2 separate regions of the Homo sapiens genome follow, and region 1 is linked to region 2. Evidence: read pairs that join two places in POLR2A ChIA-PET (ENCODE). Cell type or tissue: GM12878. All regions are shown on one strand. Links, peaks and the distances in the headings refer to the core of each region. The heading gives the core; the rest is flanking DNA.

The links. Peaks named below come from ENCODE experiments on the same cell type or tissue, not always from the same donor. Only the 100,000 strongest peaks of a DNase experiment are listed, where the experiment ranks them.
Region 1: POLR2A ChIA-PET joins it to region 2 with 5 read pairs; 14 of 35 experiments call an interaction of 5 or more read pairs at or near these places.

The regions. Positions count from the first base shown.
Region 1 is chr6:53,278,446-53,290,082 of GRCh38, forward strand. All of the region lies in intron 3 of ELOVL5 (ELOVL fatty acid elongase 5), which reads right to left. Among named protein-coding and RNA genes, the nearest start is that of MIR5685, 7.3 kb to the left of the region's middle. RefSeq lists an enhancer at 4,644-4,813. In GM12878, for the core only: no CTCF peak of the experiment used is centred there; a DNase peak (open chromatin) is centred at 3,277.
Region 2 is chr6:53,329,924-53,341,560 of GRCh38, forward strand. The region is part of intron 1 of ELOVL5 (ELOVL fatty acid elongase 5); the gene reads right to left. It also overlaps the pseudogene RPS16P5. Among named protein-coding and RNA genes, the nearest start is that of ELOVL5, 13 kb to the right of the region's middle. RefSeq lists an enhancer at 5,870-5,999. In GM12878, for the core only: no CTCF peak of the experiment used is centred there; DNase peaks (open chromatin) are centred at 5,528 and 5,898; H3K4me3 peaks cover 1,886 bases; H3K27ac peaks cover 2,517 bases.

The DNA.
Region 1 (11,637 bases), core at 2,256-10,255, 51 kb before region 2:
CACAGGCTTCCTTTTTAAGAAGGGATCCAGGTGGGATTGCCTTGACTCTTTAAACTAGTTAACCTAACGTTCCATTTGCCCTCTCCCCACCCATAAATGGGGCAGGGGAATCCATGTATAAAACACCTGTTGTCTTTGGAGTTTAGTTAAAGAACTCAAACCTCAGTATTGGGTGGTGAACTTTTTTCACTCCTGAAGCATAAACCAGGTATACACACAAGAAGCTGCTCACTCGGTGCCACTCCACTTGACCTAGGCCCACCATTCCTCTTCCACCTGTTGAGGTTCCCTGTAGGAGCTCTGTCATGCTTCAATGCAACACTCCCTCCACTGCTACTCACACCTACCACACTTCCACTGGGGCCGCTGTGCCCCTCAAACCACTGAATTCCATATTTCCATATTTAAAACCCTCCAGTGAGTCATCATTGCCTTCAGAATGAAACCCTGAATCCTAGGTGCAGTGTCCAGGTATTTAGTCTTCCACAACGTGGTCCCAAGCTTATCTTTCACTTCTCCCCTACGTGCACACAAATTGGACCTCTTCCCATTCTCCAAACATGCCCTTCCTTAACCGCTACACAGTAGCCAAGGGGAAAGAGCATGGGTTTGGGCATTAGCCCATTAAACCCTAGCTTTTTCACGTTTTGCTAGGTGACCTTAGCTAAGGTATTCCAACATTTTAAACTTCAGTTTTCTCAGTCCTCAAATGGGATAAACATAAGGCTCCCACCATGAAGTACATAATGCCTGTCTCACCCAATGTGGTTCATAGGATTAAACATAAGTGTTGGCAGTGACCACTGTTTTATTCTTTTCAACTAGAATGCCCTCTGCACCTATGTACCCCCATCTCCAGCTCTCAAAATCCTATCTATCCTTCAAAGTTCAGTTAAAATTCTATTTTCTTCATGATTACTCCCTTGAGCACTAGAGCCTGAGGTCTATTCTCCTTCCTCTACCCTCACCTTGCAGTGACCTGTAGCTGTTTGCTCACATGCTCCCTTTGTTAATGGGCCTGTTGTGTGCTCTTCTGTAAGATTTCGAAGGGTGGTGACTGTGGCTCCTGCATCTGCATCAACATATTCCAGCACAGGGATTAGCGTACCAGAGATGTCAAACAAATATTTGCTAAACAAATGACAAAGAGTTCAAGACTGCCAATTCTTTCCCCTAAATCTAGGCCTAATGTTTCATGTGCAGCAATAAAGAGAGCTTCATAGTATTTTAAACGAGGCTTGACTTTGTGATCATATTCATCTGAACTCTGTTCACAAGATGAAAACTCTTCATCATCAATTTCATAATGGGGTCATGGAAATTCTCAAATCTCCCTGGCTTCAGAAAGGATAGAATAATTTAACAAACCAAGACCAAGGACCTGAGTTGAAGCTTATTCACCTAAGACCCTCATCAAACCTCCATAAAATGGGCTAGCAGTAGAGGGCTCTACTCCCTCCATCCCCCTCAGAGGATAGCAATGTGTCCATGGGTAGTGGACTACAGAGGTGCTCAAAGCAAAGGACTGACCCCTGTAGCCCCACTAGGAGCACATCACAGGAGACAATCCTCAAGTCAAAGTCACATCAGCCACCTTTCCCTTTGGGACTGAGGCCTAGCTTCTTTCCAAAGAGCTGTTTTGGTCAATTTCCCAGAAATTCTTCAAGTTGCGTGTTAAGTAGACACCACAGGGTGAGAGGACCCAGTAGGCTGGAGAAGGTGAAGTACTGAAAATAGGGGCAGGTGTCTGTCTACCTTGGGCTTCTGAGAATCAGATCGAAAGAGGACAGGACTATACTATAATGAAAAAGCAGGCCATCACAAACAGCTAACCACTACCTAACGAAATTTTCCATACCACTGCCAACTCCAAGAACCACCCAGGGGCATTATTTGCAGGCTTTTTTCTGAGGAACTGAGATACAAACAGTACCACTGCAAAGCTTTATACACTTCCTCCTTCCTTGGAGTAAAGCAAACTTTAATTAGGCCAAGAGGATGTGCAGAGCTATAATTAAAACCTAGCTACAAGCTCTTTTCTCCATATGAGATAAAGTCAATAACCCTGATGGTTTCATGCACCTTTTCAATGAAAGAAAAAAATGTAGGTGAGTTTCACACCTGGTTCTGGATGACATAATTCATGGAGTGAATCTTTTTTCTTTGAGACAGGGCCTGGCTGTGTTGCTCAGGCTGGTGTGCAGTGGCACAATCTCAGCTCACTGCAACCTCCACTTCCTGGGCTCAAGCCATCCTCCTACCTCAGCCTCCCAAGTAGCTGAGACTACAGGTGCACGCTGTCATGCCCGGCTAATTTTTATATTTTTGTTGTAAAGATGGGGTTTCACCATGTTGCGCAGGCTGGTCTTAAACTCCTGAGCTCCAGTGATCTGCTTGCCTTGGCCACCCAAAGTGCTGGGATTCCAGGTGTGAGCCCCTGCACCCAGCCAGGAGTGAATCATTTTTAACGGTGAGTTGACTTTTCCCATCTAATAACACATTTAACCACAAACAACTTGTAACCTTTAGCATAATAACCATTTCCATGGCACTTTCTGGAATGCTACTGAAACATCTCAGGAAACAAGGTCACTGGAAACACTTAAAGAAAAAGGAGGAAAACATCATCTTGGGTGGCCCTTATCAGCCATTAACATCAGCATCCCAAGATGTCAGAGCAACAAGATAACCCCTTTCCAAAGAAGACTGGCTGCTTCTGGTGATAAGAGCTTGATGAAGCTGCATGTTTACTACCTCCTATGCAGAAATGGGGTAAAAAGTAATGAAAAATAGACTATCCATACTCAAGTTCAACTACATCACAGGACCTAAGGTGCTTTTCTAAGCAAAATCTCCAAGAATACGTAGGGTTGACCCTCTTCATAGCTTTGTTTCTGTGTGAGTCCTCAACTGTGTATTTTTTAGATCTGGTACAAGCTCGTATTTTTAATGAGAAAACAGGGAATGAGAAGTGATAAGGATGGCCCAGGTCTTGGTACCACTGGGATTAGCACAAAGGAATCCTGACTCTCAGTCCAAATGCACCTCAAACAGCAGTTCCAAGCATCTTTGCCCTTCTTCATCTGTTTTTGAATTCTTAGTAAGAACATGGTAGGGATACTCTGTCCATGAAGAATTCTGTGGAAAAGCAGACCTTTAACTGCATCTTTTTCTTCCGCAGATGTTTGGTTTAAAATTAACCATGAACTACTCAAAATTGAAAGTACCTATTTCCTCTAGGGTTTAGTTGGCCAATTTTCGCAGTGCTATTAGGGAGTGCCAGGTCAAAGCATGTGGTTTTTACATTTCAAATCTTTCATGTCCAGAGCATAAGGATGCCCATTAAGATAATTTCACACCCATGACCTCCACAGGTGTTTTTTTTTTTTCCTTCTCCTTGTGAACAGGAATACCCCTGGGTTATAGCTGAACGTAACACTCTTGGCTAAGTTAAAAAAGACAGGTTCTGTACACTTGAGAAGTCTTTAAAACAAAACACAAAGAAACAGCCTGTCCTCAATCCAAACTGAAACAGGTATGTCTGGCATTTTCCCTGAATCCTCAAGCCCTGCCCTCTTATGCTAGCAGTTCTCCCTGTTCAGGCCTCCCAGAACTTTCCCTCTGTAGAAAGCAGATGGTAAGAGTGCAATAAGCATTAGATTAGTTAGCCCAATACCTGACATAAGGTAGGCACTATCTGTCTTTGCTATGATCTTAGGCAAATGTTAAGTACTTTTGCTTCCAACTAGGGCTAAGGTGGTGCTGGATGTCCCAGCCAAAGTATAATTTGTGTCATTTAAAGGAAGGTCTCCAGCCTACCCACTGACGCCTGCTTTGCAGAGTTAAGTCCACTTTAGTTGAGGATCTGTAGAGTGATGTGCTCCTAGCTACACCAGCTGCAGAGCCAAGCTCTCCAGGTGTTGCAGGGGCAAGTTTAGAGGAGTGAGGCCTGGCTCTGGACAAGCCAGAAGGCTTCCTCTCTGTAGAAAGTATTCCCTTCCCCTCCCCTGGGTGTGGGTGAGGAATGAAGGATGTTTGAGCTGCATCCTTCTCTCCATTCTCCCTACCGTGAGGCATTCTCTCAGGGCAGTGTCAGATACACTAGGGACAACTAACTGTTTCCTTTCAGGCCCTGAGAGAAGTTTCTTTCTCAGCAAGGAATTTTAGTTGTAAGGAAACTAAGAGTGAAAAGTATTCTAGGCAATGATCAGGCATTTCTTGTAAGTACTAATTTCACCAGATGTTTCAACTGCTCTATACCTCTGCTAAATGGGAAAAAGAACAGCAAATAGCCTTTTCAAAGTATTTTGGTAAACAAAGTTATTTTTCAAATAAAATTCAATAATCAATTGCCAGGTTGCTTAAGTGTTTTTCCAAATCCTATTTTCCCACAATAACGTATCTATTTTAGGAAAGCCTGAAGGGAAAGAAAAACAACCAGTTTAGAATATTATGTTTCCAAAGCAACTGCTCTGTGGTTCCATCAGATGGCCTTCAAACCCAGAGCCTGGGGAGATGCTTTCACAGCCCACAATTACAGAGGTTAGAAAGCACAAACAAAGCATTCAGTCACCAAATGCTCAACTTCTTTCATCTTTCCAATAAAAAAGCATCACAAATTTTCAAAACAAATTCAAAGGAAAAAAAACTGACTTCTGGTTCTAGCAACGTGGCAAACTGAACAAAAGCAGAACCAACTCTCTCACTATAAACACAGGTAGGAAAGTGGTATAAAACACAGCAAAAACTCCAACACAATCAATTCTTACCTATAATGCGAGGGAGGTCCCCACAACAAATTATTCTTTAGAAAAAGAGAAATCAGCTTAAATTCAACTCCTTCCAAAATCTTTATGTGGAAAAGGCATGTTTACCTGAGATGACCCCCAACAATACTAGTTTGGGATGCTTACACAGAACACTAGGCAAACCTTTACTTCTGTTTTAGGAGGTAAAGAAATTTAACACAGACAATAATTATCCCAGAGGCATTACCTCACAGATATATCTGTAAGCAAGCTTTTAATAGAATACTTAAAAAGGCAACACAGCAAATGGTTAAATTTGGAGATCACTGTCATCTAATCTATATCACTGGGGGGGACAATACTTCCATGTTATGGAATAAAAAAAGAGCAAGCAGTGAACTTTCAGAAGTAAAAGATACATAGCCATTTAAACTAAAAACACAATAGATGGATGAAACAGATTAAAAACAAATGAAGGAAGTAGGAGTGAATGGAAGAATGCAAAATTTTCAAAGTGCCTAGAAAGAAAAAAAGATTACCCTACAAATGAGCAAAAGTGGGACCACAGCAGACTTCTCTGGAATAAATCTTCAAAGTGCTGAGGAAAAATAACTGTTAATCTAGAATTCTATGCCTTGATAAAATATTATTCAAGTGTAAAGGCAAATAACATGACACTCAGACTAAGATATTGCCCTTCATAGAAAGAACTACTTACGAAAAAAATTGAATCAAAAAGGAAAGAATAAATTTCACAGAGCAAAGAAAATCAGTAAACACTGATGGCAATAATGGTGATTATTTAGGACCTTAAAAAAAAAAAAAAGTGAGGCCAGATGTGGTGGCTCACGCCTGTAATCCTAGTGCTTTGGGAGGCCAGGGTGGGAGGACTGCCAGAGCCCAGGAATTTGAGACCAGCTTGGGCAACAAAGTGAGACTCCATCTCTACAAAAAATAAAAATATTAGCTGGGCACAGTGGCATGCTCCTGCAGTCCCAGCTGCCTGGGAGGCTGAGGCAGGAAGATCACTTGTGCCCAGGAGTTTGAGGTTACAATGAGCTATGACCATGTCACTGCACTTCAGCCTGGGCAACAGAGCAAGACCATCTTTTTTTTTTTTTAAAAAAAAAGGTAGAAATAACTCCTGACAACAGTAACATGAAAGATGAGGGGTCACAGCTAGAATCCTCTAAGGTCCCTGGTATTGTTTAGGAGAATAGAAATACTGACTCAACTGAAACTGTCGTAAGTTAAAAATGCATGGTAAACATCTATGGGTAACCACTCAACAGAATGAATAACTTTTGAATAAGTACAATAAAAAATAATGGTTACAAAAATTCTACAAAGCAGTAAAGGAGAAAAGAAGGCCAAAGAAAACATATATACACAAAAAAGGTGACAGAAAGTACAGGCATACCTCATCTTTGCTTTATTGCACTTTGTATATATTACAGGTTTTCTTAACTGAGGTCTGTGGCAACTCTGCATTAAGCAACTCTATTGGTACCATTTTTACAACAGCACGTGTTCACTATGTGTTACTGTGTCACATTTTTGTAATTCTCACAATTATAAAATATTTCTCAAAATATTTCAAATTTTTTCACTATTATTATATCTGTTGTGGCGATCTGTGTGTGGTTACTGAACTTTGATGTTACCATTGTAATTGTTTTGAGGTGCCATGAACCACACCTATATAAGACAGCAAACTCAACAAATATTGTCTGTATTTTAGCTGCTCCACAGACTTGCTGTTCCCCCTAACCATCTCTTTCTTCTCTGGCCTCCTTATTTCCTGAGATACAACAATATTGAAATTGGGTTAATAATCCTACAATGGCCTCTAAGTGCTGAAGTGAAAGGAAGAGTAGCATGTCTCTCACTTTACATCAAAAGCTAGAAATGATTAAGCTTAGTGAGGAAGGCAGGTGGAAAGCTGAGACAGGACGAAAGCTGGGCCTCTCGTACCAGGTTAGCCACGTTGTGAATGCAAAGGAAAAGTTACTGAAGGAAATTAAAAGTGCTACTCGTATGAACATAAAAATGATGAGAAAGCATTAGTAGCCTTATTGCTGAAAGTTTGAGTGGTCTAGGTAGAAGATCAAACCAGCCATAACATTCCCTTAAGCCAAAATCTAATCCAGAGCAAGCCACTAACTCACTTCAATTCTGTGAAGCCTGGGAGAGGTGATGAAGCTGCAGAAGAAAAGCTTGAAAATAGCAGAGGATAGCTCATAAGGTTTAAGGGAAGAAGTCATCTCCATAACACAAAAGGGCAAGGTGTAGCAGCAAGTGCTGCTATAGAAGCTGCAGCCAGTTATCTGGAAGATTTAACTAAGATCACTGACGAACATGGCTACACTAAACTGTAGCACATACCACTGCACCTGGGAGCATTTTTATTTTTAATTTATCTTTTTTTTCTTATAAATAGGGTTTTACTCTGTCACCCAGGCTGGAGTGCAGTGGTGTGGTCATAGCTCACCGGAACCTTGAGCTCCTGGGCACAAGCCATCCTCCCACCTCGGCCTCCCAAGTAGCTAGGACAACAAGCTCGAGCCATGCCAGGCTAGTTATAAAATTTTTTGTAGAGAGAGGATCTTGCTATGTTGCCCAGGCTGGTCTCAAACTCCTGGCCTCAAGCAATTCTCCCACCTCGGCCTCTCAAAGTGCTAGGATTACAGATGTACACCATTGTGCCTGGCCAGCATTTTTAAATTTAGGTATGTCTACTGTTTTTTTTTAAGATTTAATGCGATTGCACACTTAATAGACCATAATGTAAACATAACTTTTATATGCACTGCGAAACCAAAAATGGTATGACTTACTTTATTGCAATACTCATTTTATTGCAGTGATCTGCAACTAATGCTGCAATATCTGAGGTATAAAATAACTATTAACATGCTAAATGAAAATGAATTAAATTTCCCCATTAAAGACAAGAGACTGTCGGATTCAGTCATTAAACCCCTATGCATTTATCTGGTCAAAAAACTTACCATATTTGCATAAGGAGATATGTCTAAGAAGATTCTTGGCACACTGTTAATTGAACAACTTGCATAAACCCACATAGCTGGGCACAGTGGCTCACACCTGTAATCCTAGCACTTTGGGAGGCTGATGTGGGAGGATCACTTTGAGTCCAGGAGTTTGAGATCAGTCCAGGCAACACCGTGAGACAATGTTTCTACCAAAAATAAAAAAATTAGCCAGGCATGGTGGCACATGCCTGTAGTCCCAGCTACTCAGGAGGCTGAGGTGGGAGGATCGCTTAAGGCCAGGAGTTCTAGGCTGCAGTGGGTGAGGTATGATTGTGCCACTGAACTCCAGCCGGGGTAACAGAGCCGGACTCTGTCTCAAAAAACAACAACAAAAAACAATCTAACAACATACATATCCATCCAAAGAAACACTTATAAAATGGTGTAATAAATTCCAACACTGAAATAATACAAAGCAGATAAAATGAATTTCTAATTAACTATAATTAACATAATTATAATTAATGAATTACATCTATACGACTCAAGATGAATTGGTCAAAAATATACTGACTGAAAAAAATCTATTTGAAAAAGAGTTTAATTAGTATACCATTCACGTATGGTTTTTAAAAACTATCTTAGAACGTACTATGTGTTGTCATGTATACATATATATGTAGTAAAAATACATCCAGAGAAAAACTGTACAAATTTCCGAAGAAGTCTGGAAAGGGACTGTACTTTAGATGCATTTTTGTAATGTTTTCTTATTTAAACAAACAAACAAAAATCAAGCATTTGTTAGGTGCACAGATATCATCTATATAATTTTATTTTAAATATTTTCAAATAGTTCCAAAATTACAATTTAAAATAAAAATTGAAAAGGGGAAGAAAGATAAGTTTGGATTTATGCCAAGCCAGATGCATCCATCCAGCTTTTTCAAAATTACAAATTTTTTTCTTTCAAAATTACATTTTAAATGTTCTGAATATTTTAAAGCGCATTCTCTCACACTATTCACAACATATAGTTCTAACTGCAAGGGAGGAAACATACACAGATACTCAAAAAATAATCTTGTCTGTAACCCATGATTTATCTTTGACTACTAAATAACTTGAAAATGTGGTTCCGACATTTGCTTATTTTTGTATTCTAATACTCAGGATCCATTTGGTGGAGTAATCAGGTATAGTAACAGTGGGATGAAGAAGGTGGGGAAAACATTGTTTCATTCTAGCCTAAGCCAGTGAGTGTCAGTGGGGCAAGGATGGGATGCTAAGGGGCACATCATGAGAGTACTTTGAAAGGAATGCATCATAGTCCGTGGGAACAATGGGATAGCCAAAGAGGCTGGGAGAAAAAAAAATTCACTCTCTAGAGTTGAGTCCTCTTCCTTAGTACGCTCATGGCTTCACAGAGGAATTGGATCCTTCCACACAGTCCTCAAAAGTGAGAGGGAGACTGCCAGGCAGAAGTGGGAGTTTTAAGGGGTAGAGCCCAGAAGAATGAAAGAGCCTGGTGTTGCTGGGGTTTGAGTAGAGCTCAGCATAACAGATCGGCTAAGAAAGGCCGGAGTGCCTCCTTCTGAGGAAAGGAGCCAGCCATCCTTTCAACACAGTGTTCCTGGGGAATTCAAAGCCATGTGCACTGCACAACACTGACCCTGTTTTCTGGCAGCTGCTGCTGAGTCGAAGGATCAGTTCGTGAGGCACAGGCAGATCGACGGGGTTGCTCCCTTTTGGACTGTAACAAACACAATTAGATCCTCTCTGCTTAGGGTCTAAGAGGTCTGAGGCACAGCAGGAGAAGAGTAGACACATTGAATGGCTTCACATGAGGACAGAGCATCTGCCTAAGAGGGAAACCACCTGTAACACTCTAACAAAGGAGTTAAAAGTGGCTTTGATAGCTCACTGGATGGGTCAGGGGAAACCTGATCCAACCAGGTAGATAAGGCAGAGTGAGGGAAAGCCACCGTTTGGCACCATGTATGTAGAGGTTCTCAATTTTGGGACTGGAGACAAGAGAAAAGACACATGGATAGTGCAAAAAATCAGGCTTCTCTTCAGAGGACAAATGCCCTGAATCTCGGGTGGCTAAAAGGCGCACAAGATTTTTAAGTTTGCTGTAAGGGCATCGTTTTACAAAGCTAAGTAACTAATGCAAACTAAGTTGTTTCTCTTCTATAACCTGGAATTTCATTTCCGAGCTTTCACCATGGACTGTGATATTAGACAACCCCTAATAAGCAAAAGCAAAAAGGATTGCTATAAAGTCCAATACTTTCAAATTAAAACATACCACTAATTCAAATATGCTCCAAATCAGGGATCTATGACCTTTTTCCTGGAAATAAACACTAAAGTTAATGAGATATAGAAGTAATACCTCTTCTCTCCTTTTAATTTTGTTTCTACCAAGTACACAAACTATGAGCAAGTCTATATTCCTTCTACATTTTAAACTCGGTTTCACAGTTTTAAAACTGGGATTTAGTTATTTTCCTTCTAGTAAATTTAAAGTTTCAGTGACTTCCTTTCATTTCCTTCTGATCATCTCCCTTCTTTCAAGACTTCTTCCTATTGGCCAGATGTAGTGGCTCATGTCTGTAATCTCAGCACTTTGGGAGGCAGAGGTGGGTGGATTGCTTGAGCCTAAGAGTTCAAGACTAGCCTGGACAACATGATGAAACCTTGTCTTTACGAAAAATACAAAACTTAGCTAGACGTGGTGGCATGCTCCTGTAGTCCCAGCCACTTGGGAGGTTGAGGCGGGAGATCAGTTGAGCCCAGGAGGCGAGAAGCAGTGAGCACCACTGCACTCCAGCCTGGGCAACAGAGTGAGACTCTGTCTCAAACAAACAAAAAAACCCCGCTTCTTCCTGTCTCCTTTAAGTGACAGTTAATTTTATTTTTATTAATCTAGAACTTGCTAAAGCAGCTGTGAATTTATGCCACAGAATTAAATAAACAAAAATACCAAAGACTACTTATTTAAAAAATTCTTTACAGCCCCAAATATGCAGATAAGCAGGAAGGTAAATAAAAACTAAAATAATGACCATTACAGGTGTGTGACCACAGAAGAATGGCTCTAACTCCTGGGACATTTCTCTAAAATGAGGGGCCCCATGGGGCTTCATGATCTCCTCAGTTCGTTCCATTGTAAAACTCCATGACTGCTCTTCTGTGTCTTAGCATTCAATGGAGTAGAAATGCTAAGTATAAAAAGAAAAATGGCCGGGTGCGGTGGCTCACGCCTGTAATCCCTGCACTTTGGGAGGCCGAGGCGGGTGGATCACCTGAGGTCAGGAGTTCAAGACCAGCCTGGCCAACATGGTGAAACCCTGTCTCTACTAAAAATACAAAAAATTAGACAGGAGTGGTGGCACATGCCTGTAGTTCCAGCTACTAGGGAGGCTGAGGCAAGAGAATCGCTTGAACCTGGGAAGCGGAGGTTGCAGTGAGCCGAGATGGCGCCACTGCACTCCAGCCTGGGCGACAAGAGTGAAACTGTCTCAAAACAAACAAACAGAAAAACGTGTAGCTAAAATGATATTTGAAGTTTGAAAAAGGACACATGACAATGGAATTATTGATGGGTTTTACAATATGTACAGGAGAAAACTCGGACAAAAACCAAATGTGAATACCATCAACTTGGAGCACTAGGGCTTATTTTCAACTTGGGTATATCTGACCTGGATAGCTTTTTGTAAACTTGATTTAATTTAAGGAAACATTGCCTCTTTGTCTATTACCTCTCTATGTACTCTAAACTGTGAGTTAAAAATGTAGTTTCCCTATTCTGTATATTTCTTAAATTTCTGTATTCAGTGCTTAGTCACTGCTCAAAGTCTTCTCTTCTCACCAAGCTATCAGAG
Region 2 (11,637 bases), core at 1,770-9,769:
GTACGATTTTATTTCTAAAAAGACATTATATATTTAGCTTCTTATCTTAATGGCAAATAACCCAAATACACTTTAAAAATAAAGAACTTCTACAGACGCGTCACTTAACAATGGCAATACATTCTTAGAAATATGTCACTGGGCGATTTCATCATGAGAACATCATAGAGTGTATTTACACAAACCTAGATGTATGGCCTACTACACATGCAGGCTATATGGTACAACCTATTGCTCCTAGGCTACAATTAACCTGTTTGGCATGTTACTATACTGAATACTGTAGGTAACCATAACACAGTGGCAAGTATTTGTATAGCTCAACAAAGAAAAGGTATAATAAAAATAGAATATAAAAAATAAAAACCAATACACCTGTACAGGGCACTTACCATGAATAGACGTTGCTCTGGATGAGTCAATGAGTGGTGAATGACTATGAAGGCCTAGGACATTACTGCACACTGTAGACATTATAAATACTACATTGAGGCTAAACACTATGCTGAGGCTACACTAAATTTATTTTAAAATTTTTTCTTCCTCAATAATAAATTAACCTTAGTTTATGGTAACATTTTTTTCTTTATAAACTTTTTTTTTTTTTTTTTTTTTTTTAGGGACAGAGTCTATGTTGCCCAGTGGGGCTATCCACAGGTGTAATCATAGCTCACTGCAGCCTCGAACTCCTGACCTCAAGTGATCCTGCCTCTTCAGCCTCCCGAGTAGCTGGGACTACAGGTGCATGCCACTGTTCATGAGTTTTACAGACTTTTACATTTTAACTTTTGACTCTTTTGTAATTAACACAACACAAATACATTGTACAGCTGCATAAAAATTATTTTCTTTATACTCATTCTGTAAGCTTTTTTCTATTAATTTTTCTTTTAAAACTTTTTTTTTCCTTAAACACTAAGACAGAAACACACACATTAGCCTAGGCCTACTCAGGATCTTCAATATCACTGTCTTCCCTTCTACATCTTGTCCCACTGGAAGGCCTTCAGGGGCAATAACATGTGATAACAATGTTTTCTTCAGGAATACCTCCTGAAAGACCTGCCGGAAGCTGTTTCACAATTAACTTTATTTTTTGGTTAAGTAGGAGTACTCTTTAAAATAATGACAGGCAGTGGCTCATGCCTGTAATACCAACATTTTGGGAGACCGAGGTGGAAGGACTGCTGGAGCCCAGGAGTTGAAGATCTGCCTGGGCAACACAGTGGGACCCCATCTCAACAAAAAATTTAAAAAGCCAGGCATGGTGGTACATACCTGTGGTCCCAGCTACTTGGAAGCTGAGGTGGGAGGACTGCATGAGCCCAGGAAATCAAGCCTGCAGTGAGCTGTGATTACACCACTGCACTCCAGCATGAATGACAGAGCGAGACCCCATTTCCAAAATAAATAAATAAAAATTTTTTAAATGATAAAAAGTACAGTAAATACAAAAACCAGTAACATAGTTGTTTATTATCCCTATCAAGCACTGTATATGGTACGTAATTGTATGTGTGATACTTTTATAGAATTAGCAGTGCAGTAGGTTTACACCAACATCTCCACAAACACATAAGTAATACACTGCCCTAGGACATTAAGATGACCCCTACTTCACCAGGCAAGAGGAATTTTTCAGTTCCATTATAATCTTATGGGACCACCATTATATAGGCAGTTCATCACTGACCAAAATATGGTTATGCAGTGTATGACTAAACTTGTCCTTTAGCAGTTAAATGAAACTTGGAGTACACCGAGTTTAAAAATCTAACACTCAAAATATTTGAAGTTTGTTAAAATGGTCATTTTGGAAATAAGCTAATTATAATGAATAAATCTTACACTAAATATATTGTAACTGTATTAGTCCGTTTGGTGTTGCTATAAAGGAATATCTGAGACAGGGTAATTTATAAAGAGGTTTATTTTAGCTCACAGTTCTGCAGACTGCACAAGCAGCACAGTGCCAGCATCTGCTTCTGGTGGGGCCTCAGGAAGCTTTTACTCACTGTGAAAGGTGAAGGGGGACCAAGAGTGTCACATGGTGAGAGAGGAAGCAAGACAAAGAAGAGCAAGAGAGAGATGCCAGGCTCTTTTACACAACCAGATCTCACATTGAACTCTTTACCATGAGATGGCACCAAGTCACTCATGAGGGATTCGTCTCCATGACCCAAACACCTCCGAGTAGGCCCCACCTCAAACACTGGGGATGAAATTTTCACATGAGATTTGGAGGGGACAAACACCCAAACTACATCAATAACTAGAAATACTCTGTGAAATAAGTTGTTACCAGTTCCCTACTAACTCGTCAAGTTACATTCAGTATGGTATTAAGAGAAATTCAACCCAATCAGCCAAACAGGAGTGAGGTGATTTTCACATTATTGGTAGGCATAAAAACTGAGTTTCTTTAGCCACAGCATGATGCTAACTCTCCTTCCAAATGAGGACGCTCCTCATGGAGACTTAATTACCAAAAACTAAAATTTAAAATCATAAATAATGAGAGAAGCAAGTTTCCTGTGGTTAAATCACATTAGGTAGTACTGCAAATAGAATGTATTCAATTATCAACCACTACATAAATGCTGAAGTGTTATACATACAAACATATACACAGAACGGAGCAGGAGGAGGGAAAAGAGGCGGAGAGAGAATGGAGAGGGAGTGAAATGGAGAGGACAAGGAGAGAAAGAGAAAGGGGAGTGCGTAGAGGAGTGATCACTCAGAATCAAAGTCAAAAATTCATTTTTCTGACTTCAACTTGCCACAACACACACTTTTTGGAAACCAAACTTTCCATTTGCCTACCATGTCAGTCAGTTTTCATCAGGTACTAGTTTCTTTGGCTCTGTTTGCTAATCAGTTCAAACTGTATCATGTAAGAGGTTCTTCAAAAACTTTACAAAAACACGAAAGCCACCCTCCCCAAAAGGGTACAGCTACAGGGTGGCTTGGGCCACTATGTGCCCCCAGCATCAGTGGCTGAAGCTCAGCTGACTCCTTAAAGCGAAGACCTGGCTGAAGGAAGAAAAGCAGGTCAGCAAGGGGGAGAGGGGAGAGAATGAATAAATAAGGTAGGGAGAAAATTACATGACACTCCCTTCTCTAAAATAAGAATCTGGGAGTGACACTCCACCTCTCCAAGCATGCCTTTCAGGGTTGGGAAGAGTATCCCTTTGCAAGAGAACGGTGTAGAGAACAGTGTTAAAGAGAGTGTTAATCCTGTGTGAACCTCAACACTTACCTGCTATAAAGGTGGATTACATATCCTCATGGGTCATGAAGAAACTCAGTGCTTTTAAACTAGACCTCTGAAAGATCATTAGTTCACAGCCACAGAACAGACACTTGCAGATTTCTCCCAACAAAATGCTTGCTGTTTGCTTTCTTCGTTTGGAAAACATTACAGAGAAATGCCTATAAAACCAGGTAGACTGTCTCATTAGAGGAAACTGACTTGATCTGAAGAATGGGGGAAAAAATCATGACTGTTTATAGTGGACAGTACAACTGAGACGTTAGTAATGAGCAGGGCACCAAGAACAGGACCAAGACTGTCTCCTCCCTCTCTGTTTTAAATCGTGCTGCACTCAGTTTATGTTTTCAGGGGCTTTGTCTTATAGGGATACTGATTAATGTAAATGAATACTCACAATTTAGCACACAAAAATCTTATTTTTATCAAATCAAAGGACAAAGGGAAGGGAGAACAAGAAATTTAACTGGTCAACTTAGAATGAATGGGCTCTCTTGTTTTAACCTTATTTCCCTTTCTGGAGAATAAAAGTAATGATAATTATAATTAAAGCAGTTTTCATGTGTGGTTTATGGAAGTCATTACTCTATTAGTCATGCCCCATATCTATATAGGATTTAAAATTTTTAAATTATACTTGGTGCAGTATTCACTGAAAGTCTTTTTCACCTGTAAGCTCAAATTCCACGGTGAAACAACATTAGGTAGAAGGACAGTGACCAGGGAGAGATAAAACAACTATGATACCACGTTGCCTGTCTATTGACCTCCCTGTCTATGGTATCCTACAATCTCTAATGTCAATATGGTCTATAGTGGCTCTGAAATTGTCTCCTATTTCCCAGGAAATAGGCTATACTTTAATCACTGCAACCAAGTTAATTGTGAAGGACAAAAAACTTCTGAAACCAAAAACTTTTAGGATGTAAACATGTCTAAAAAAGTGTTTGATGCCAAACTGACATTTTAAAAACAGAATTTAACACGTTGTAGCAAGCAGAACCCATTTCCCCTTTTCCAGCACAAGCCATCAAGTTCTGTTTGGGGCTTCAGCCTCCCAAACTCAGTTGGAGAAATCTTACAGTATGAAAACCCAAGAGACAGAGGCCACAGCCTGGACCAAGAGACCAACCAGAGCCAGAGAGGCTCCTGAGAAGACCTGCAGCACAGGGTAAAATATGCAAGGGAGGGCCATATAACTTTTATCTTTACTTAATTTATTTTAATTTACTAATTTTTAAGTATTAACCTATTTTATTTTTATTAAATCTCTGTGGTTGCACAGAATTCAAATTGCAGCAAAAATCATTCAGGGCTAAACACTGGAAAAATCTCTTAATTCTAAGGTACATGACACAATGGACTCAAAAACAGTTGCTGAGTCCCTTTCACTGGAGAAATTTAAAGAAAGGGTATAGAAAAGTTTTGACCAATTCCACCCAATCCTGCATCCCCAATTCCAATCTCAAGGACCAGTTTCCATCTGATCTCTCTCCACCTACAGATGGTGGTCCTGAATCTCCAAATCAACAAACCAAAAACTGAATCCATCATCTTCTCACACCTGGTTTTTCCTTCCAACTCCCTCATTTCTGTGACCTGCCCCATAACCTTACCAGGAATCCAGCCCCCAAAGCAGGGTGGACTCCTCCCTCTGCAATGGACACCAGGATTCAGGTCCTGTTGCTGGCTCCAAAATGCCCACAATGCCCTGTTCTCCCAAATCAGCACATTCAACAGTGACATAAAGGAAAGAGTTAGATAGAGAAATGATATCTGGTGCTGCTCCACAGCTAGCTGTGTGATTCTGGGCAAGCCATTTAAATTCTCATTCTTGGTTTCATCACCTATTACGTGAAAAGGCCAAATTATTTCTAAATTCCAAGCTCTATGGGATTTACAGGATTTGCATCCACTTCTCTTGATCCCCAAAGCCACTATGTAGCTGAAGCCACCATCATTTCCCAACCAGATTAGTACACTCTCTCCCAGTGGATATTTCCTGCCTCTAGTCTTGTGCTGCTCCTCACCCCCTGAAAGCACCTGTCTAGGTTACTCACCTCCAGAAACCAGTCAAAGGCTCCGGGGAAAATGACCAAACCTGTCCCTGTGGCCCCAGGGCCCATGTGATCAGAACCCTGTCTCCCTCTGGCTTCCCTGGTCTACTTTCTGTTCCTCATATGCTCCTCCATCACCCAACTACCTGCCCCCTTTGCCTCCGAGCCTTTGCTTCAATACCCTGCCCATTTCCTCAGTCCAGAGAGATTCTTGCTTAGTCTCTAGGCAACGTTTCCTCATCCCCTCCCCCACCCCACCAGTCTGATTTAGGTGTCCTTCCTGTTTACTCGCAGGGCACACCTTTGCAGACCTCTCAGAGGCCTTGTCACTGTAAGTATCTGTTTATTTTGTCACTATCCTTCCCCCAGACTCTCAGTTCCAAGTGAGTGGGGACTGCTGGTCTCGTCTACCACCCATGGCACAGACAGCCGGTTCTTGCCCAAACTCTATAAACAGTAGCAGTACTTTTAGCTGCACATGGCCACCCAGAATAAAGATGAGATTTTCCAGCCACCTGCAGCCACGGGGTGATGTTCTAGCCAATGAGATGTAAGCAAAGTTATCTGGAGGCTGTTTCTGGGAACTTCCCATAAAAGAAAGCACCATCCGCGCTTCTACTTTCTGTTTCTTCTTACATCCTGCTGCTCGGAAGACTGAGGCCACACTAAGCCTGACAGACGTATGATGAGCAAGGAATTTACGCAGGGTCATACTAGCCCTGAACCATCCACCCTGCCTTTCATAAGAGATACACACTTCTACTTTGTTTTGGGATACCATTATTCAAACCACTATTATTTTGGCATGTCCATCGCTGCAGCTGAACCTAACTGCAACATACACAGCCATACCCGTAGTATAATAATAAACTACCTGTTGATTCGAGTATATACCTCATAATTCCTACTGAGTCTTTTTACTGGTAACTGTATTGTCACGTGTAGGGTCCACATTCCTTAGCAGAGGCTAACACAGACAAATGACCAACACTGAGTGGGTTTAAGTGATCAACAAATACTGACCAAGTGGCTACTGAGGCAGATAAGCTCTGTCCGACATGTATGGTGTACTTTAGCCTGGGCTCAATGTTGCTGCCAACCAAAACAAGGTTAAATAAGAGGGCCAGGCCAGGCACAATGGCTCACACCTGTAATCTCAGGATTTTGGGAGGCTGAAGCAGGCAGACTGCTTGAGCCTAGGAATTCAAGACCAGCCTGGGCAACACGGTGAAACCTTGTCTCTACCAAAAATATAAAAAATTAGCTGGGCATGGTGGTGCTTGCCTGTAGTCCCAGCTATGCAGGAGGCTGAAGTAGGAGGGACACCTGGGCCTGGGAAATTTGAGGCTGCAATGAGCTGAGATGGTGCCACTGCACTCCATCCTGGGCAATTGGAGTAAGACTGCCAGTTTCCATGATCATTTTATTATGGAGTATTTGAGTGCCTAGACATCAAAGTTCACCCTATTCCGTCCTTGGGAACAGTGCCACCAGACTGGTCTATCATTGGTATATTCTACCTGAAAGCCCTAACAGGTAATATGCAGGTAAGCAAGGCCCTTTAAAATAACAGCACATGTCATCTCTGCTTCTAGGGCAGCTGGGATGTCTAGCAATTTTTTTTAACCTTAAAGACCTTCAACCATTGTTTACTATAAAGGTAAACCTTGATCTTTTTGATGGGCTTACTGCTATGATTTCTGGTAGTGAGCACAGGCACCAGGGCCTGCAAATTTCTTGGATTCATAGCAACAGGGGTGAACCACCAGCAAGGTCTGGTGAGGGTGTCTTTGATCTCCTCGGAAGCCTCATCTACATATTTTGGGTAACAGGGTACCAGGGCTTTGGAGATGTACTGAAGGACAGCATAAATCTGAACCACATGACCACTACCCTTCACACGAACATGGATGTCCATTCCAGCAAGCTGTTCCTTGTCCAGAAGCAGACCTAATTCCAGTAGCTTGTATTGCAGTGTGAGCAGCTTGATCATCTCCAGGGGCCCCTCGTTCATCCTGATGAAGCCACTGCCACATCTGCAGAGCACCACAGCTATGGCCATCTCCTTGTATGTGAAGATCTGCACAGACTGCAGCCAACGAGTCCTTAGATGGCATGTCTCCAGGCATAGGTAAGAGCTCCTCATTGCACCATGCCACAACAGGAAAAGGTGTCTAGCAATTTGTATGGTCTGAGAGCTGCTGGTGTTCTACTCCTTCAGCTGGAAGCAAGGCAACTGGCCTTCTAAAGTCTCCTGCCCAGGTAAGCTCTTCATTTGTGAAACATTATGTATTCTCAGGCTATCAAGGCATACTCAGCTTCACACAGCCATTAGCACATATTATAGGACTGGTTATATTTGAAAGGTACATATGTATTTAGAGAAACATTCAGGCACGTAATTGCTAGATACCTACACTATGTGCCAGATAAACATGGCAGACACTATGCAAAGCACTATACAGGTACAACCTCATCTAATTTTTAGGAATCAAGAAAACAGAGGCAAGGAGCCAAGGAGAAATTGTAGTTGTCCAGGAAGGATCTGACATGCTATGGAAGGCTGGGGCAATGTGGGGAAGGGGAATAAGCTTAGAAGGACAGAGAGTATGAATGAGTAATACTTGGTGACTGACAGTTGAGCAAAGTTTGGTAAAAGCATGGTTGATGAGAGAGGAGAACACAAGCATTGCTTCCAGCTTAATGGCTTGGGCAAACTGGCGGAGGATGGTGCTCCTGACTACGTTGGCCAACAGGGGAGGTATGTGGGGCACCCAACGATGAAAAGTTATGAGTCTGGAGCTCAAAAGAAATAGATGGGCTAGAAATAAATATCTAAGGGTGGATGGTGGGTGGGTGGATGGATATTTGAATCCATGGGGCAAGTAGATCATGCAATGAGATTTGGTCTTCTGACAGTACTTTGCAACTGTTTGCCTACATTTTAAATTTAATACGCCAGTCCCATTTCTTAAAAAGATGGTAAGTTCAAGCCTGAACTCTGTACCAGGGGGTCAATGAAAAGTACTTACCTTACTGTCACTTGTCACATCCAACTTCCCTTGGGTCACACTGAGCCTATTCTAAGCCCTTGCAAAGGAAACAAAAAGAAGCTGCTTTTGTTCCTACTCCTTGCAAAAGGAAGAAAAGGCAGCTGCTCTGAAAATGAAACCATCACAATATTTATCACATTCTCCTAGAAACATGAGGTCCTGGGATAATGTCTTTATGGGTCTCTCTGGAGAAGCTCAAAGGGCACCTGTTTCAAAGGGCAACTTCCTTCTTGGATGAAGCATCTTGTAGAGAAGACAATCAATGGCCAAGGTAGGTAACAGACACCAAGATACTACACACGCCTCTAATGGTTCCCTTAAAGCCTGAGCTTAAGCAGTCTGGGCTCTACTTCAATCATATTCTAAACATCTAAACCAAAAGACTGCAATTGCAAATAACAGGGAGACAAATATTCAAAAGGCTTTTAAGCAACATTTTCTGCTACAGGCAACTGCTGATGGTTCTTATCTGAGTGCAGTCTCTTAACTGATGTGATTACTTGAATATTCAAAATAAATTATCATTTGAGGAAATTATCAATTGAGTTCTCCAACCTAATTTGTGCAAAGTATACAAAGGCAGTGATACCTTAAGCTGAAATTAAAAGACGGTGGAGAAACATAATAAAGATTAGTTATGCAACCCCCCAAACGAAAATGTCTTAAAAGATTTTAATTCAAGCCTGTGTAACATAAATAAGGCATATAACACAAAAACACATTTCTTTTTTAAAACTCAATCTACACGCCCACATTTTATAACTGTTGTTTGGGTGTGAGGGTGAGTGAGGAGAGGGAGAAGCAAAGTTAAATGTGTAAAAAATGGGGGAAAATCCTGCTACAATACAGCATTTTTCAAAGGGACACACAGTCTAGCAACTGTGTATTCATCTCCTCTATAGCATGTCTCTGAAACCAACAGTTGTTTTATCACCTGTTCAGATTCCATGTGAATATATAAGCCACCCCATGAATTTTGTGATTCTCTTATTTTAGGAATGCTGATACTTATAGCCATTACAATGTTGCCAAACCTAGTGTCCCACACCCAGAAAGAAAACTCAGTTCTGAAAGAGTCTAAGGATCCTAAGAGAACTGAAGGTGGTGGCAGACTTGTCTATAGCCTGAACACCATGGCCCAGCACAGTGGCCCTTAATGGGGCCTTGTATCAAAATGACTTAATGTCATTCTCTATCAGAATGTTTTCAAAATATAGTCACGCATCGCATAATGACCTTTAAATCAACAATGGACCACATATACAATGATACTCCTGTAACATTATAATGGAGCTGAAAAACTCCTATTGCCTAGTGACATCATAGCACAATAAAACATTTGTGGTGATGTTGGTGTAAATAAACCTACTGCATAGCTAGACCTGTAACAGTATCACACATAAAATTATGGACAGTACATAATGCTTGATGCTGATGATAAAGAACTATGTCATTGGTTTATGTATTTGGTATACTATACTTTTTTATCATTAATTGAGTGTACACCTTCTAATTACATATTTTAAAAAGTTAACTATGAAACAGCTTCAGATAGGTCCTTCAGGAGGTATTCCAGAAGAAGGCATTGTTGTCATAGGAAATGACAGCTCATGTGTGTTACTGCTCCTACAGACCTTTCAGTGGGACAAGATGTGGAGATGGAAGACGGTGACATTGATGATCCTGCCCCTGTACAGACCTAGGCTAATGTGTATGTTTGTTTTAGTTTTTAACAAAAAAGTTTAAAAAACTTTAAAAGGAGAAAAAAAGCTTGAAGAATAAGGATACGAAGAAATAAAATATTTTTTTTGCAGCCATACAGCCTGTGTTTTAAGCTAAGTATTATTACAAAAGAGTAAAAAAGTTTAAAAAATTTATAAAATAGAAATGTTACAATAAGCTACAGTTTATGTATTAAGGAAGAAAAATATATATTAAAATAATACATATTTTTAAAAAAACTTTTATTATAAATAAGTAGAGATGGAGTCTTGTGATATTGCCCAGGCTGGTCTTAAATGCCTGGTCCCACCTCAACCTCACAAAGTGCTGAGATTACAGACATGAGCCACCACACCTAATCAAAAAATATTTTTTATAAACCTAATGTAGCCTAAGTATACAGTGTTTATAAAGTCTAGAGTGTACAGTAAAGTCCTAGGCCTTCACATTCACTCCCCACTCACTGACTTACCCAGAGCAACTTCCAGTCCTGCAAGCTCCATTCATGGCAAGTGCCCTACATAGTTGTATCATTTTTTATCTTTTATATTTTTACTATATCTTTTCTTCATTTAGATATACAGATACTTGCCACTGTGTTACAGCTAGCTACAGTATTCAGTACAGTAACTTGCTGTACAGGTTTGTAGCCTAGGAGCAATGTGGTATATCATATGCCCTATGTATGTGGTAACCATCTAGGTTTGTCTAAGTACACTCTATGATGAACACACAACAACAAAATTGCCTAAGAGTACATTTCTCAAAAAGTATTCCCATTGTCAAGCTATACATGACTTGTACGACTTGTACACCTGACTTACATTTTCACCCAAGGGAGATCAGGCAATCTGGAGATAGAGGCTCCCTAAAGAATGTGAGTGTCTTTCCCTCCCGTCTGCATTTCTCTGAGCGTATATACCTTGTAAATCAAACCAGATGGGGCTAGGACCGGGTAAGGAAACCAATGCTGGATGCCCTTGGCCAGTCATACTAATCCAGCCACACTAGACCAGTCAGGCTAGTGAACACTGACTCAACTGGGCTTTTGAACACTGATTTCTTACACTAACAATTGTAAGCTATTCAGTGTGTACGCTTCTGATTTTCCCCAAAAAAGAGGTTTAAGTTCAAAATATCTAAAATAAGGAGTAATGGAAGAAACAAACGGTCACCCTTTCAAGTATTGATCATAAATGTTATTCCCTATTAGCTTTCTTTATCTAAACCTTTATTTAGTTACTGTCAACAGAAGCTATATGTTGATTATACCGTCAGCCTCCCAGAATGTAACGATGAATAAGAAACTCAACCTTGTTTCCTCTCATGTATCTAAAGCTGCAAATACAAAGATCACTACTTAGGTCTGACAGGTGTACAGCACAGCAGGGTGGCCAAGATTAGAGTCTTTAAGCCAATCTGCCTGGGTTTGAATCCTGCCTCTGCCACCTACTAGCTGTGGATATTTGGACAAGTGACTTAACCTTTATCTTAGTTTCCTCATCTGTAAAATTGGGGTCCCTACCTCGTGGGC